2 separate regions of the Homo sapiens genome follow, and region 1 is linked to region 2. Evidence: read pairs that join two places in POLR2A ChIA-PET (ENCODE). Cell type or tissue: K562. All regions are shown on one strand. Links, peaks and the distances in the headings refer to the core of each region. The heading gives the core; the rest is flanking DNA. Region 1 overlaps NIM1K (NIM1 serine/threonine protein kinase). Region 2 has its middle 40 kb from the start of CCL28.

Region 1 (6,961 bases), core at 1-5,000, 89 kb before region 2:
TCTGAGTCCACATGTGTGGAACAGACTCCAACCCTTACCACATAGAATAGGAACTTTGGTCTATTTGGGGAGGTGTAGGCATTACATTGGGCTAAAGGTTATGACAGGGTTTGCTATCATGACTTAAGGTGATCCTCACTGAATTTGTTATTCCACCATCATTATCTCACTGTTTCAGAGCAACTGATACATTTTTTATTTTGACATTTTACTGTAAAAATGACTTTTCTCTATGTCTTCTTCCACAGCATGAAAACCAAATTATTCATAGAGATCTGAAAGCAGAAAATGTATTCTATACCAGTAATACTTGTGTGAAGGTGGGCGATTTTGGATTCAGCACAGTAAGCAAAAAAGGTGAAATGCTGAACACTTTCTGTGGGTCTCCTCCCTACGCTGCGCCTGAACTCTTCCGGGACGAGCACTACATCGGCATTTACGTGGATATCTGGGCCTTGGGGGTGCTTTTGTACTTCATGGTGACTGGCACCATGCCATTTCGGGCAGAAACCGTGGCCAAACTAAAAAAGAGCATCCTCGAGGGCACATACAGTGTACCGCCGCACGTGTCAGAGCCCTGCCACCGACTCATCCGAGGAGTCCTTCAGCAGATCCCCACGGAGAGGTACGGAATCGACTGCATCATGAATGATGAATGGATGCAAGGGGTGCCATACCCTACACCTTTGGAACCTTTCCAACTGGATCCCAAACATTTGTCGGAAACCAGCACTCTCAAGGAAGAAGAAAATGAGGTCAAAAGCACTTTAGAACATTTGGGCATTACAGAAGAGCATATTCGAAATAACCAAGGGAGAGATGCTCGCAGCTCAATCACAGGGGTCTATAGAATTATTTTACATAGAGTCCAAAGGAAGAAGGCTTTGGAAAGTGTCCCAGTCATGATGCTACCAGACCCTAAAGAAAGAGACCTCAAAAAAGGGTCCCGTGTCTACAGAGGGATAAGACACACATCCAAATTTTGCTCGATTTTATAAATTGCACTAGACTGCTTGTAACTAACCAAGATGATTGTTGCTGCTTCTAAATTTTTTTCAAGGACAACTTGAGTGGAGACATTTTTGTAATTTTTAAATAAACTTAAATTTGAGATATGCATTTTTTTTCTCCAAAAAGTCTATTAGCTCAGATTCTGGCTTGATTTGGGATCTTGTTTTATTATCAAATTTCAGCATTCATTCATTTAATCAAGAAATATTTATCCAGTGCCTCCTGTGTGTCAGGCACTATTTAAGGTGCTAGGGAAACAGCAAGAAATAAATAGGCAAGGTCCCTCCTCTCATGTGCAGGACGTTCTAGCCCAGGACAAAGGTACTAACAACTACATTTTTTAAAAAAGAGAAAGATCAGTGATAGATGCTATGCAGAGGATTCAAAAAGGGTGATCTGATATCAGAGGCTTGCTACTTTGGATTAGTCATTAAGGAAGGCCACTTTGAGTACATATAAGTTTAAGATCTGAATGAGAAGCAGGAGTGACTTTTACAAAATGCCAGAGCATTCCAGGCAGCTAGGGGTTTCAGACTCAGTTCCCCCCAAAACAGAGCCTAAGACAAAGGCTTCCATATAAAGTAGTTTATTTGGGAACTGATCCCAGAGCACAGGAGTGAAGGACAGAGGAAACAGGGAAAGCTAATACACAGACACATTAGCAAGTTAGCTAGTGCTACAGTTTCTGGTGCTTGGTTTTGCAGGATCCTCAGAGGAGCCTGATGAAACACATCTCAGGTGTCTGCCCTGGGTATGAAAGGGGAAAGCATTTAACCATAAGCTCTTGCTCACCGCTGATCAAGGGTGGCCCTTTGTGTCATCTGCCCTGCACTCCCAGATTGGGCTGTGTGAATGCCAAGTGGGTTCCCTAAGCTTCCCTTGCCTTCATGTCAGAGAAGTCTTGGAGCAGGAGGGAAGAGGTACACCACCAGTACGATACCTCCTTTCTTTGCCTGCTTGTCCACTGGCATGGGGAGCCCAAAGTGACCATGTGACACTTGTAGATTCCAATTCACTGGAGCCCTTATCAAGTCCCCTGATGAAAGCATCCCTGATCCCCTGGGAACCAAACCTTTTAATCTAGCCTAGATTGTAGAAAAAAAAAGAATAGAAATTAATCAAGTGAGTCACCAATTGCGTGATGGTGACAGGAGTCAATCTACTTCCACCTAGTGGTTTCCAGACCTGTGTTTTAATGATAGGGACATGTATCAGTCATTATTAAAGCATGTTACTGAATCCTGGAGGACAGCACCCCAACCCTGCAGGCTGCTGTCTCATCTCTGGTGTCTTAGCTGAGTCATTCCATTGTTCTACTCATGTTGGCTGCTTCTGATGTTGAGGTATATGGTAAGATGAGGGGATCCCGTTGTCATGTGCCCATTGCACCACCTCCTTTATCAAAAAAGTGGTCCTTGAGGCAATGTTTGAGATATCATGACAGTGAGTCAGTTATTCTCTATGTCTTAGTGTGCTTGTATGGAAAGACACATTGCAGGCAGAAAAGGCAAACCCATACCCTGAGATATCAATTCCAATAAGGATGAATCACTCCTGGGCCCATCTGAATTCATGACTCCATGGATCTGATAATGCCCAGCTCATACGTTAACAGCTCTGTTTGCCTAGTCCTCAGTATCTCATAATCAGGTTCTCAGCCTCCACTGGGGCCCAGTAGCACATCGGGAGTCTGAGTAGTTCTGTCGCAGGAAGCATGGCGTTACTACAGGATCCCACAGAGCTGTGCTGTTATCTCTTATTGGGGCTTTCCAGAGGCCCCACACTACACAGCCTGAGTAGCAGTTTGCTCAGAAGCCAAAATTGCTGCAATCTTTCTTTTATGGGATCCACTTGAAACTGGCAGCCGTGTTAAATGGGTGGGAGGAATACACCAGATACAATATATGTGCTTCCAAAGTCCAGAGGGACCTACTAAATCCTATGCCTCTATCTTAGTGTTAAGAGGTGGGAGGTGCAAGAAATTGTTCTTTACTATAGAAGAAATATCTAGGCATGCCTCAACTCATTGGTCTTCTAAACTCTTCATCAATGTGGCATGCCCCAGATTCTTCATAGAGTCTATAATCCACACCCTGGCACATGTAAGCCTTACTAGGGCATTGGTAATACTTGCCACTTCCTGATAGCCAATCCCCCTAGCATGCTCTCACAATATAGTGGGCCAGCATGATGTCCTGTAGAATGTCAAGATGATCAAGGTCCTTTTGGATTATATTGTGATATAGAGAAGGAGATTTAAGATTGTTTTGGGGCAATAGAGTAAATGAGAATCGCTCTCCATCCCAGAGAAATGTGAACTGCTTTTGATCCTCCTTTCTGATGGAAATTTAGAAGAATGAATTTGCCAAATCAATAGCTGCATATCAAATGCCAGAGGCTGCCAGTAAAGATACCACATCCAATATGGCAGCTACAACTGAGACTAGCAGTAGTCCACCATCATTCTCCATTATCCATCTGCTCTTTTTCAGAAGTGTAATGGTAACTTAAATGAGATTATGATGGAGCCCATTACACTTGCATCCCAAAATTTTTTGATGGTGACACTGATGTCTGCCATTCCTCATGTGGATTGCTCATGATTTATTAACATGGCCAGAAAGAGGTTTCCTCTTTCTCCCATAATGGTTGTTACTTCACAGGTCTAAGACCTCCACAGAGGTCTAAGTATATTGATCCCAAATATGTACTTAGAGGTTGGGAGAATAATTCCAAGGTGGGAACCATTATGTGATAGACTTTGGCCAGGACTCCCTTTATCATATGGTTTCCATAACCCCTCATCTACGTACAAAGCCATAATGGTATCCGGTTCTGAAAAATTCTGGGTATGTACATCATATATACTTGTGAAAGCAAGGCCTTTCCTCAAGACCAGTCCTCCTTTTCATTGTGCACTGGATCTGTAAATTGACTTAGCTCTGGAAGCTGATGAAGAGACCGTGATTTTCCCATTGTGACAGGCTACCTTAGCTTTATGCTCACCAGTTTTCCTTGTTTTTTCTTTATTTTGGTCATACAAGTCAAGTAACATAGTAGTCAGCTGTCTCCCAAAATTCCATGATTTATTAGCCATTGTCACAAAGCCCTGCAGATCAAGGCAGCCTGATTGATTTCCACTCCAGCCTTACTGTTTATTATATTGTGTCCACCTGGCCTCTGACATTTAAGTAATAATACATGACCTCTACCATTCTAGTCTCATCATCCCCACTGATGATATCATGCTCAATTCCATGGCAGCATTTCCTACCATCAACCCCTGCCTGCAATGGGCAGCCACCACTGAGCTTTTCTTACGTGCTGCTGCAGCCCTCACCAGTGCATTCTTTTTTTAAAAAAATTATTTTCTATTCATACAGAATTGTACATATTTATGGGGTACATGTGATATTTTGATACATGTATACAAGGTGTAATGATCAAATCAGGGTATTTAGGATACCCCATCACCTCAAACATTTATCATTTTTTGGTGTTAGGAAGACTTCAACTTTTCCAGCTATTTTGAAATATATGATAAATTATTATTAACTGTAGTCACCCTGCTCTGCTATCAAATAGTATAACTTATTCCTTCTAACTGTATGTTTGTACCCATTAACCAACCTGTCTTCATCCTCCACCCCTACCATCCTTCTCAGCTTATTAAGCACCATTCTACTTTCTACCTCCATGAGATCAACTTTTTAGCTTTATATACAAGAACATGTGATATTTGTCTTTCTGTGCCTGGCTGATTTCACTTAACCTAATGACCTCCAGTTCCATCCATGATGCTGCAAATGACATGATTTCATTTTTTTTTTTTTTTTTTTTTTTTTTTGAGACAGAGTCTCACTCTGTCGCCCAGGGTGGAGTACAGTGGTGCCATCTCAGCTCACTGCAACCTCCACCTCCCGGGTTCAAGAGATTCTCCTGCCTCAGCCTCCCGGTAGCTGGGATGACAGTCGCCTGCCACCACGCCCAGCTAATTTTTTGTATTTCTAGTAGCGATGGGGTTTCACCATGTTGGCCAGGCTGGTCTTGAACTCCTACCCTCATGTGATCTGCCCACCTTGGCCTCCCAAAGTGCTGTGATTACAGGCATGAGCCATCACGCCTGGCTGATTTTATTCTTTTTTATGGCTGAATATTCCATTGTGTTTATATACATTTTCTTTATCCATCCGTTGATGGAAACTTATGTTGGTCCCATCTCTGCTATTGAGAATAGTGCTGCAACACACATGGGAGAGCACAGGTATTGCTTTGATATACTCATTTCCTTTTCTTTGGATAAATACCCAGTAGGTGGACTGCTGAATCCCACGGTGGTTGTATTTTTAGTTTTTTCAGAAACTGCTATACTGTCTTCCATGATGGCTGTACTAATTTATATTGCCACCAACTGTGTATAAGAATTCCCTTTTCTCTAGAAAAATACAAAAAGAAAACAAAAAATTCCCTTTTCTCTGCATCCTCACCAGCATTTATTATTGTCCTTTTGATTAGTCATTCTAACTGGGGGTGGGATGCTATCTCATTGTGGTTTTGATTTGCCTTTCCCTGATAATTAGTGATGTTGAACATTTTTCCACTTACTTGGCCATCTGTATGTCTTCTTTTGAGAAATGTCTTTTCAGATCCTTTTCCCACTTTTTAATGAGATTATTATTATTATTATTATTATTATTATTTTTTGCTGTTGAGTTCCCTGTATATTCTGGATATTAGTCCCTTGTTGGATGAACAGTTTGCAAACCAGTGCATTTTACATTGCCTTAGTGAAGGCAATGTCTTCCTGAGGAACATAGTTAGACGGTTGTTCAGTCTCACATAATGAATCCATTCTAACATTCGCACCTCCTGGAACTTTCCAACTCTTTCTTCAATACCATACCAAGGCAGTTCCACCATCTTCACCTCATTTACTGTGTGCCACAATCATAGCCAAGCCTCAGCAGCCATCCCAACAGAATATTATGACCAAATTCAGGTGTTGTTCACTTCTAAGTCATGGGTAAACATTCCTATAGTAATCTTTTTTTTTTTTTTTTTTTTTTGAGACGGAGTTTCACTCTTGTTGCCCAGGCTGGAGTGCAATGGCATGATCTTGGCCCATTGCAACCTCCCGGGTTCAAGCAATTCTCCTGCCTCAGCCTCCTGAGTAGCTGGGATTACAGGCATGTGCCACACGCCCGGCTAATTTTGTATTTTCAGTTGAAACGGGGTTTCTCCATGTTGGTCAGGCTGGTCTCAAACTCCCGACCTTAGGTGATCTGCCTGCCTCAGCCTCCCAAAGTGCTGGAATTACAGGCATGAGCCCCTGTGCCCGGCTCCTATAGTAATCTTTCTTATCCCGCCTTATAGTCTTCCCTCAACTTCCACCTTTGGCTTAACACCCTCAAAATCATTCACACACATTTCCCCCTGGTTCCTGACAGTATGTATCAGGTTCTGCAGTTCCTTCAGTATCTACACTATTTTCCCCGAGACGGAGGTTGTATTTCTCCACTCAGGCTCTACTGAGAAGTCACCCTGGTTCTTGGTTTGGAGAATAATAAGGGTTCTGGAAGAGAATGTGGAGGTCAAGAGCTGCCTCACTGGAAGCCTTGGCAGGGTCTTCAGGCAAGGGAGCATGAGCTGCTTCTGCCAGCCCCACACTAGGAAAATCCAGGTTTGCAATATTTTCAGGGTCATCCACTGTATTACTAACTTAGGTCTCAGTGTCCTATTCTCTTTTTGTCAAACCTAAACTTTCATAAAGGAAAATTGTCAAGACTTAGTATTTTCCAACCTTACAACTAGATACTGGGCCTATTTCAGGTAGTTTTCTCTCCACTGCAGGAGATAAGGCTCTCCTTCAACCTTGCCTTAAACTGACAGTTGGCTGACTTGAGCCTGTTATTTTGTTTTCCAGGCTTCCAAAGCAGTTAATAAAAGCTGG
Region 2 (8,278 bases), core at 1-5,000:
AGGTGGCCACCAGCTAAGAACTATATTTCCTTTTTCTCTTGAGGTTGGATGGTCATGTGGCCATGCGGCTAACTGCTGGCCAATGGAATATGAGGGGAGGTGCTATATGCAACCTCTGAGTCATGTACTTTAAAGAAAACAACATTTCCTTTCCCATTCCCATAGCACTCATCTTCCCTGTTATGGGTTGAATTGTTAAAGTCCTAACCCCTACTACCTCAGGGTATGACTTTATTTGGAAATAGAGTTGTTACAGATTTAATTAGCTATGCTAAAATAAGGTCATTAGGGTGGGCCCTAATCCAGTATGACTGAGGTCTTCATATAAAGGGGAATTTTGGACACAGAAATGGACACATGTTGAAAGAAGATGATGTGAAGGGACACTGGGAGAAGCTGGCCATCAGCCATCCACAAGCCAAGGAGAGAGGTGTGGGACAGAACCCTCCTTCACAGCCCTTAGAAGGAACCAACCCGGTTGATACCTTCAGACTTCTAGACTCTGAAACCGTGAGACAATAAATTTCTGTTGTTAAGCCACCTAGTTTGTGGTACTTTGTTATGGCAACCCTAGCAAACTCATACAGCAAGTAAGCCAAGAAGACAGGAGAGTGTCTTTGAGAGGTGGGGTGGGGGGCAGGGGGAGAGAGAAAGAGAGAAAGAGAGAGAGAGAGAGAGAGAGAGAGAGAGAGAGAGAGAGAGAGAGAGAACCAGTAAGACAAAGTCACAATCTTTTATAATTCATTAAAAAACTGACATCCTCTCACTTTTGCTGTATTTTATTTGTTAGAAGCAAATCACTAGGTTCAGCCCACACTCAAGGGAAGGGGATTGCTTAAGGGCCTGAACACTAGAAGGCAGGGATGATTGGGAACCATTTTAGAAGATTCCCCACCAGGCTCATTAGTTGGTTAATTTCTAGTATACCTAAAGCTGATCTTAAAAAATTGAGACAAAAAGTAGAAACAAATTGAGAAAGTACATTCTTGAAATAAACAAAATTGATGTTTCCTGATATGTATGTTATTTTATTTTTTAAATTTTATTTCTTTTCTTTTCTGTTTTTGAGATGGATTCTCTCTCTGCTGCCCAGGTGGGAGTGCAGTGGTGGGATCTTGGCTCACTGCAACCTCCGCCTCCCAGGTTAAAGCGATTCTCCTACCTCAGCCTCCCAAGTAGCTGGGATTACAGGTGTGTGCCACCACACCCTGGCTAATTTTTGTATTTTCAGTAGACGGGGTTTCACCATGTTGGCCAGGCTGGTCTCGAACTCCTGACCTCAAGTGATCCACCCACCTTGGCTTCCCAACATCCTCCTGCTGGGATTACAGGCCCACCACTGTGCCTGGCCTTGATATATATTTTAAGTGTCCACATGTGGCAGCTAGACTCCAAAGATGACCTCCAATGAATCTTACCTCCTGGTATACAGTCCCTTCCCAAATGGAATCTGCCAACTTGTTTTAATTAACTGAATGTGGCACAAGACCTGGCAGCTTCCATGTTTGTACTTTTGGGAACCCTGAGTCACCATGAAAAAAGTTTGGCTACTCTACTAGAGATAGTATGGGAAGAGACCACATGGAGAGGAAAAGACTCTGAGATATGGAGAAAGACTAGATCCTGTGATCCCAGCACCCTGTGGGGCTCAACTTTCCTGTCATCCCCACAAAGTGCTAGATATGGGAGTGCAGCCATCTTGGACTTTCCAGTCCCAACCATCTGACTGTACCCACATAAAAGACTTCAAGTGAGACCAGTATAAGAACTGTCCAACTGAGCCCCAGCTAACCCAGAAAATTTTGAGAAATAATAAATTACTGTTGTTTTAAAGCACTAAATTTTAAGATGGTGAGTTAGACGGCAATATATAATTCAAATACCAGTTAACGAATACATAAACATGTGTTCAGTGCCTCCTCCATGCTATGCTCCTACTTTCTCACACATCATATCGCTTAATCTCTCAACAGTCTTATGAGGTCATGACTACGCATATCAATGCACAGACAATCTGTTGTCTCTTGGTGGTTGGCATGATACACCCAGGAATGGAGCAATATTGCAGACATCTAAATTTTATTACTCCTGCTTCTTCTAATATCTTTACCTGTTTACATACTCAGGAATTTATGGCACCTGGGTTAATAATAAGACAGCTGCCAATGTATTGTGTCCTAGATCACTCAAATGGATCAGGATCTCCCTTCTCCTTCTGAGTTATGTTGCACTGGGTCACTGGGTCACTGGGCCACTGGGCTAAGCACCTTCTTGAGAAGGTCTGATTTTCCATTCACAGAATATGAATCCCATGTCCTCTGGATGTATTCCAGAGTTCTTTTTCTTCCTTTATCTCTCTTTCTCTCTCTTTTTTTTTTTTTTTGAGACAGAGTCTTGCTTTGTTGTGCATGGTGGAGTGCAGTGGCGTGACCTCGGCTCACTGCAACCTCTGACTCCTGGGTTCAAGCTATTCCCTTGCCTCAGCCTTCTGAGTAGCTGGGATTACAGGCACCCACCACCATGACCAGCTAATTTTTGTATTTTTAGTAGAGATGGGGTTTCACCACATTGGCCAGGCTGGTCTCAAACTCCTGACCTCAAGTGATCCACCCCCTTTGGCCTCCCAAAGTGCTGGGATTACAGGAGTGAGCCGCCATGCCTGGCTTCTTTCTCTCTTTCTTTTCTCCTTCTTCTTTTTTCTTAATCTGCTTAAGTTGTCAAAGTTTAATATATATGGAGGAACATATAAGTTACAGCCTGATTAATTTAGTTGTATAACTACACCTATATCAAGCAACAGAACATTACTAGCATCCCCAAATGCCCATCTCTTCCCTCCTTCTAGTCACTACCTTCTCCCCAGAGTAACCATTATCTTAACCAACAGCATAGCTTAGTTTCACCGGTTTTTGTACTTTATATTTATAGAAACGTGTGGAATGGATGATTCCAGCCTCCAAAATTGTCCCCAGTGATCCTCGACTTCTGGTGTTCATGCCATTGTGTAGTCCCCACCCACATGGTATCAGATTTGGTCTGTATAACCTACAGAGACAGGATAAGTCACTTCTAATGCTAGGTCATAAAAATTCTGAGGCTTTCTCCTTTTGCTGTCTCTTGGATCACTTTCTCTGAGGGATTCAGATGCTATGTTGTGAGAATACTCAGACAGCTCATGGAGAGACCCACATGAGGCCTCCTTCTAACAACATGTGAGTGAGCCATCTGAGAGGGGAATCCTTCAGCCCCAGTCAAGCCTTCAGATGCCTGCTGCCCCTGCAGACATTCTAACTGCAACTTCATGAGAGAGCCTGAGCCAAAACCATCCAGCTGAGCCACTCCCAAATTCCTTATCCACAGACACTATGAGATAATAAATATGTGTTGTTTTAAGTCGCTAAGTTTTGGGGTAACTTATTATACATTAATGGATAACTATCTCAGTCTGTTTATGTTATAAAGGAATAGCTGAGGCTGAGTAATTTATAAAGAAAAGAGGTTTAGTTGGCTCACCATTTTGCAGGCTGTACAAGAGCACAAGCATCTGCTGCTTTTGAGGATTTCAGGCTGCTTCCACTAATGGTGGAGGGCAAAGGGGAGCCAGTGTGGATCACATGGTAAGAGAGGAAGCAAGAGAGTGGGGGAGGTGCCAGGCTCTTTTTTTAACAACCTGCTTTCCAGATTAGTAACAGCATGGGAACTTATTCAGTACCACAAGGATGGCACCAAGCCATTCATGAAGGATCTGCCCTAATGACCCAAACACCTCCCATTGGGCTCCTCCTCCAATATTGGGGATCTAATTTCAATATGAGTTTTGGGGGGCAAACATAGCTAACTGTAGCAATAACTAATACTGGCTCATTTGTATCTGGTCTTGTTCTATCAGCATTATGCTTGTGAGATACATCTGTATTATTTCATGAGTCGTTGAAGAGGACTCGTGTCCTTTAGACATCCTTTCTCATTAACACAATTATATTCTTTTTGTTTTGTTTGTTTGTTTGCTTGAGACAGAATCTTGCTTTGACACCCAGGCTGGAGTGCAGTGGGGCAATCTCAGCTCACTGCAACCTCCGCCTCCCAGGTTCAAGGGATTCTTCTGCTTCAGCCTCCTGATTAGTTGGGATTACAGGTGTGTGCCACCATGCCCAGCTAATTTTTGTATTTTTAGTAGAGATGGGGTTTCTCCATGTTGGTCAGGCTGGTCTCAAACTCCTGACCTCAACTGATTCACCCACCTTGGGCTCCCAAAATGCTAGGATTACAAGGGCGAGCCACCATGCCCAGCCAAATGTTATATTCACTATATGCATATAATATTTTGAATTTATCCATTCTACTGTTGATGGACACTTAGGTAGTTTCCAGTTTGGGGGCTGCTATGAACATTCTTTTTTTTTTTTTTTAGAGCTGTTATCTGACTTTATTTTATTTTTTGAGACAGAGTCTTGCTTTGTTGCCCAGGCTGGAGTGCAGTGGTATGATCTTTCCTCACTGCAAACTCTGCCTCCCAGGTACAAGTGATTCTCCTGCCTCAGCCTCCCGAGAACCTGGGATTACAGTTGCACTCACCACCACGCCCGGCTAATTTTTGTATTTTTAGCAAAGATGGGGTTTCGCCATGTTGGCTAGGCTGGTCTTAAACTCCTGACCTCAGGTGATCCACCCACCTCGGCCTCCCAAAGTGCTGAGATTACAGGCGTGAGCTACCATGCCCAGCCTGAACATTCTTATACGTGTGTTTTGGCGAACATATTCACTTAACTAGATATTATTAATACCCACATGTGGAATTTCTGGGTCATAGCATAGGTATATGACTAGATAGTGAAGACAGTTCTCCAAAATGATTTTATTAATTTGCACCTCCTCTCACACACATAAAAGTTCCAGTTGCTCCACATCCTTACTAACGCTTGATTTTTGTGTGTGTGTGTGTGAGATGACGTCTCACTCTTTTGCCCAGGCTGGAGTGCAGTGGCGTGATCTCGGCTCACTGCAACCTCCGCCTCCCTGGTTCAAGTGATTCTCCTGCCTCAGCCTCCCGAGTAGCTGGGATTACAGGCATGTGCCACCACGCCCGGCTAATTTTGTATTTTTAGTAGAGACGGGGTTTCTCCATGTTAGTCAGGCTGGTCTTGAACTCCCAACCTCAGATGATCCACCTGCCTCGGCCTCCCAGAGTGCTGAGATAACAGGTGTGAGCCACCACACCCGGACTAACACTTGATATTTTTATCTTTTAAATTTTAGCCCTTCTGATTGGTCCAGGGTAACTCTCCAAGTAAAGAATCAACAGGGCATCATCTCCTTTCTTCATCTTTTATAATCTCCAAGGCCACTATGTTCCCACATTCTTTCCAAAACTGACTTTTCTCACAGATTGTGCCATTTGTCTTCACTGTGGCCTGCGTTTAGCAAAGTTGGTCTTCCAGAAGCCGTTTCTCCTGTCCTACCTACTGTGCAAAGAAGGTTTTTTAACACACTGATGCATATAATTATGGCCTGGAAGAAAAATGAGCAGAAATAGAGATATGTCTATCTTATAGACAGGCTGAGGGCATGAAAAGTCTGATATTAGGAAAAGCTTGGAAACACTGGAGCCCAGTCACACTGGCTTAATTTAACATAGTTTCCTAGGCCAGGTCTTGGCAGAATTTAACCCTCAGTAGCCTTCTCATTTTTCAGTAGAAGTTGGTCATCTCAAGAGTGCATGACTGCTCTGTGGTGTTTTGTTTTCATTGTAATTGAGCAAATAAGATGTCACTTGCCTACATATATTTATCAATAAATATTTACTGAGTGCCTACCATGTGCTAAACACTGGATGAAGAAAGGAGATGCTGTACTGTTTTGATAAGTTTATATGGAGGTAGAATGGCAAGTATAGAGGCTGCAATATGCCAGTTAATCAGTTATCTGTCAGGAATAGTGAGGAAGAGCATAAGCATGGCATTAGGATGGAATGAGCTTGGAGTCACCCACATTTACCAGAGGGAAACAATGATTTTATCATTGTAAAAACAGTGTGCTAGAATTGTCAAAAGAACATCGAATTAGCTATGTAATTGTGAAACATATACCATAGTTCTATTTATTCTGTGATAGTATAAAAATTCAAGGCTGGGTGCAGTGGCTCACGCCTGTAATCCCAGCACTTTGGGAGGCCAAGGCGGGCGGATCACGAGGTCAGAAGTTCAAGACCAGCCTGACCAACATGGTGAAACCCCATCTCTACTAAAAATACAAAAATTAGCTGAGTGTGATGGTGCACGCCTGTAATCCCAGCTACTCAGGAAGCTGAGGCAGGAGAATCGCTTGAACCTAGGAGGTGAAGGTTGCAGTGAGCCGAGATCGAGCCACTGCAATCCAGCTTGGGCGACAGAGTGAGACTCTGTCTCAAAAAAAAAAAAAAAAAAAATTCAGATCTCACAGGGATGCGTACTAATACTACATTTAGGTCATCTTTGTCCTCCTCTCATTCTCTAGTTAAGCTTCAAAGAATGAGTGAAGCATTTTAGATTGTCTGCTAGCCATCCCAATTTAGATTGAAATAGTGAAGTTTAATGGCATTACCCAGAAAATCCATTTTCTACAAAATGAAAGATCTTTTTCTTTTCTTTTTTTTGAGATGGACTTTCACTCTATTGCCCAGGCTGGAGTGCAATACTGCGGTCTCAGCTCACTGCAACCTCCACCTCCCAGGTTCAAGCAATTCTCCTGCCTCAGCCTCCCGAGTAGCTGGGATTACAGGTGCCTGCCACCATGCTCAGCTAATTTTTTGTATTTTTAGTACAGAAGGTGTTTCACCATGTTGTCCAGGCTGGTCTCAAACTCCTGACCTCGTGATCCACCCACCACGGTCTCCCAAAGTGCTGGGATTACAGGCGTGAGCCACTGCGCCCAACCAATAGTCTTCCTATTAAAAGGAGTAAAAATGCCACTGCACTCCAGCCTGGGGGACAGAGCGAGACTCTGTCTCAAAAAAAAAAAAAAAAAAAAAAAAAAGGAGTAAAAACTCATCTACCAATCCAGGGTAGCCAGAAACAGAAGCACCCATCAGAAACAGACAGAAAGCTAAAAAAAAAAAAAAAAAAAAAAAAAAAGCCATTGCCAACTGATAGAAAAGTCATTGCCCACTTTTAGGGATCTGGAGGCAGACATTTTGAACTCATTTTGAAGGGCACAGCCCTCCCCAGCAATGCAGTTGACGTGAATGCTGTTACTTAAAAATCTTAGAACTATAAAGAGCTTCATATGCACAAGTGGTCATCTCAAGATTTCAAGTGACTGATAAAGGCAAGAATAGTAGGCTATATAAAGAACTTGGGGCCGGGGATGGTGGCTCATGCCTGTAATCCCAGCACTTTGGGAGGCTGAGGCGGGCGGACCCCGTCTCTATCAAAAATATAAAAAATTAGCCGGGTGTGGTGGTGTGTGCCTGTAATGCCAACTACTCGGGAGGCTGAGGCGGGCGGACCCCGTCTCTACCAAAAATATAAAAAATTAGCCGGGTGTGGTGGTGTGTGCCTGTAATGCCAACTACTCGGGAGGCTGAGGCAGGAGAATCGCTTGAGCCTGGGAAGCAGAGGTTGTGGTGAGCTGAGATTGTGCCATTGCACTCCAGCCTGGGCAACAAGAGCGAAACTCTGTCTCAAAAAATTGAAAGGGCTCCTATGATTAAGTCACTATCACATGGATAATTTCCCTATCTTAAGGTCAACTGATTTGTGACCTTAATTACATTTGCAAAATAACTTCACTGCAGCACCTAGATTGGTGCTTGGGAGGTATGTCTATACCAGGGCAGAAAATTTAGGGGTCATCTCAGAATTTTTCCGACTACATTGGTTTTCAATTTTGAAATCTACCTTAGATTCTAGACCAGTTGTTTTCAACTGGGGTTAGAGGAGATTTTTATACCCCTCCCCAGGGGACATTTGGCAATATCTTCAGACATTTTTGGATGTCATCTGGTGGGTAGAGGCCAGAGATACTACTAACCCACCTAGAGTACATGGGAGAGCCCCCCACAACAAAGAATTATCAGCCCAAGATGTCAGTAGTGCCAGGATTGTGAAACCCTGCCCTAAGCAAAACAGGAAAGACAATTATTACTATAGTGCAGAGTTAGAATTATCAACATCAGATATGTAAATGTAAAAGTATAGCTGATGTGACATAACATAGGAGGATAGTGTCATAAGACCAACAGGTTCATACACCCACTGTGCAGTAACAGACTGATACATTGAGACAGCAGAGTTTGCAGCAG

The links. Peaks named below come from ENCODE experiments on the same cell type or tissue, not always from the same donor. Only the 100,000 strongest peaks of a DNase experiment are listed, where the experiment ranks them.
Region 1: POLR2A ChIA-PET joins it to region 2 with 5 read pairs; 2 of 35 experiments call an interaction of 5 or more read pairs at or near these places.

The regions. Positions count from the first base shown.
Region 1 is chr5:43,279,732-43,286,692 of GRCh38, forward strand. It overlaps NIM1K (NIM1 serine/threonine protein kinase), which reads left to right. Exons shown (of 4, transcript NM_153361.4): 4 at 249-1,119. The coding sequence ends at 998. Among named protein-coding and RNA genes, the nearest start is that of HMGCS1, 30 kb to the right of the region's middle. In K562, for the core only: no CTCF peak of the experiment used is centred there; DNase peaks (open chromatin) are centred at 2,287 and 2,720.
Region 2 is chr5:43,368,377-43,376,654 of GRCh38, forward strand. It overlaps a transcript of CCL28 not described here. Among named protein-coding and RNA genes, the nearest start is that of CCL28, 40 kb to the right of the region's middle. In K562, for the core only: no CTCF peak of the experiment used is centred there; a DNase peak (open chromatin) is centred at 75.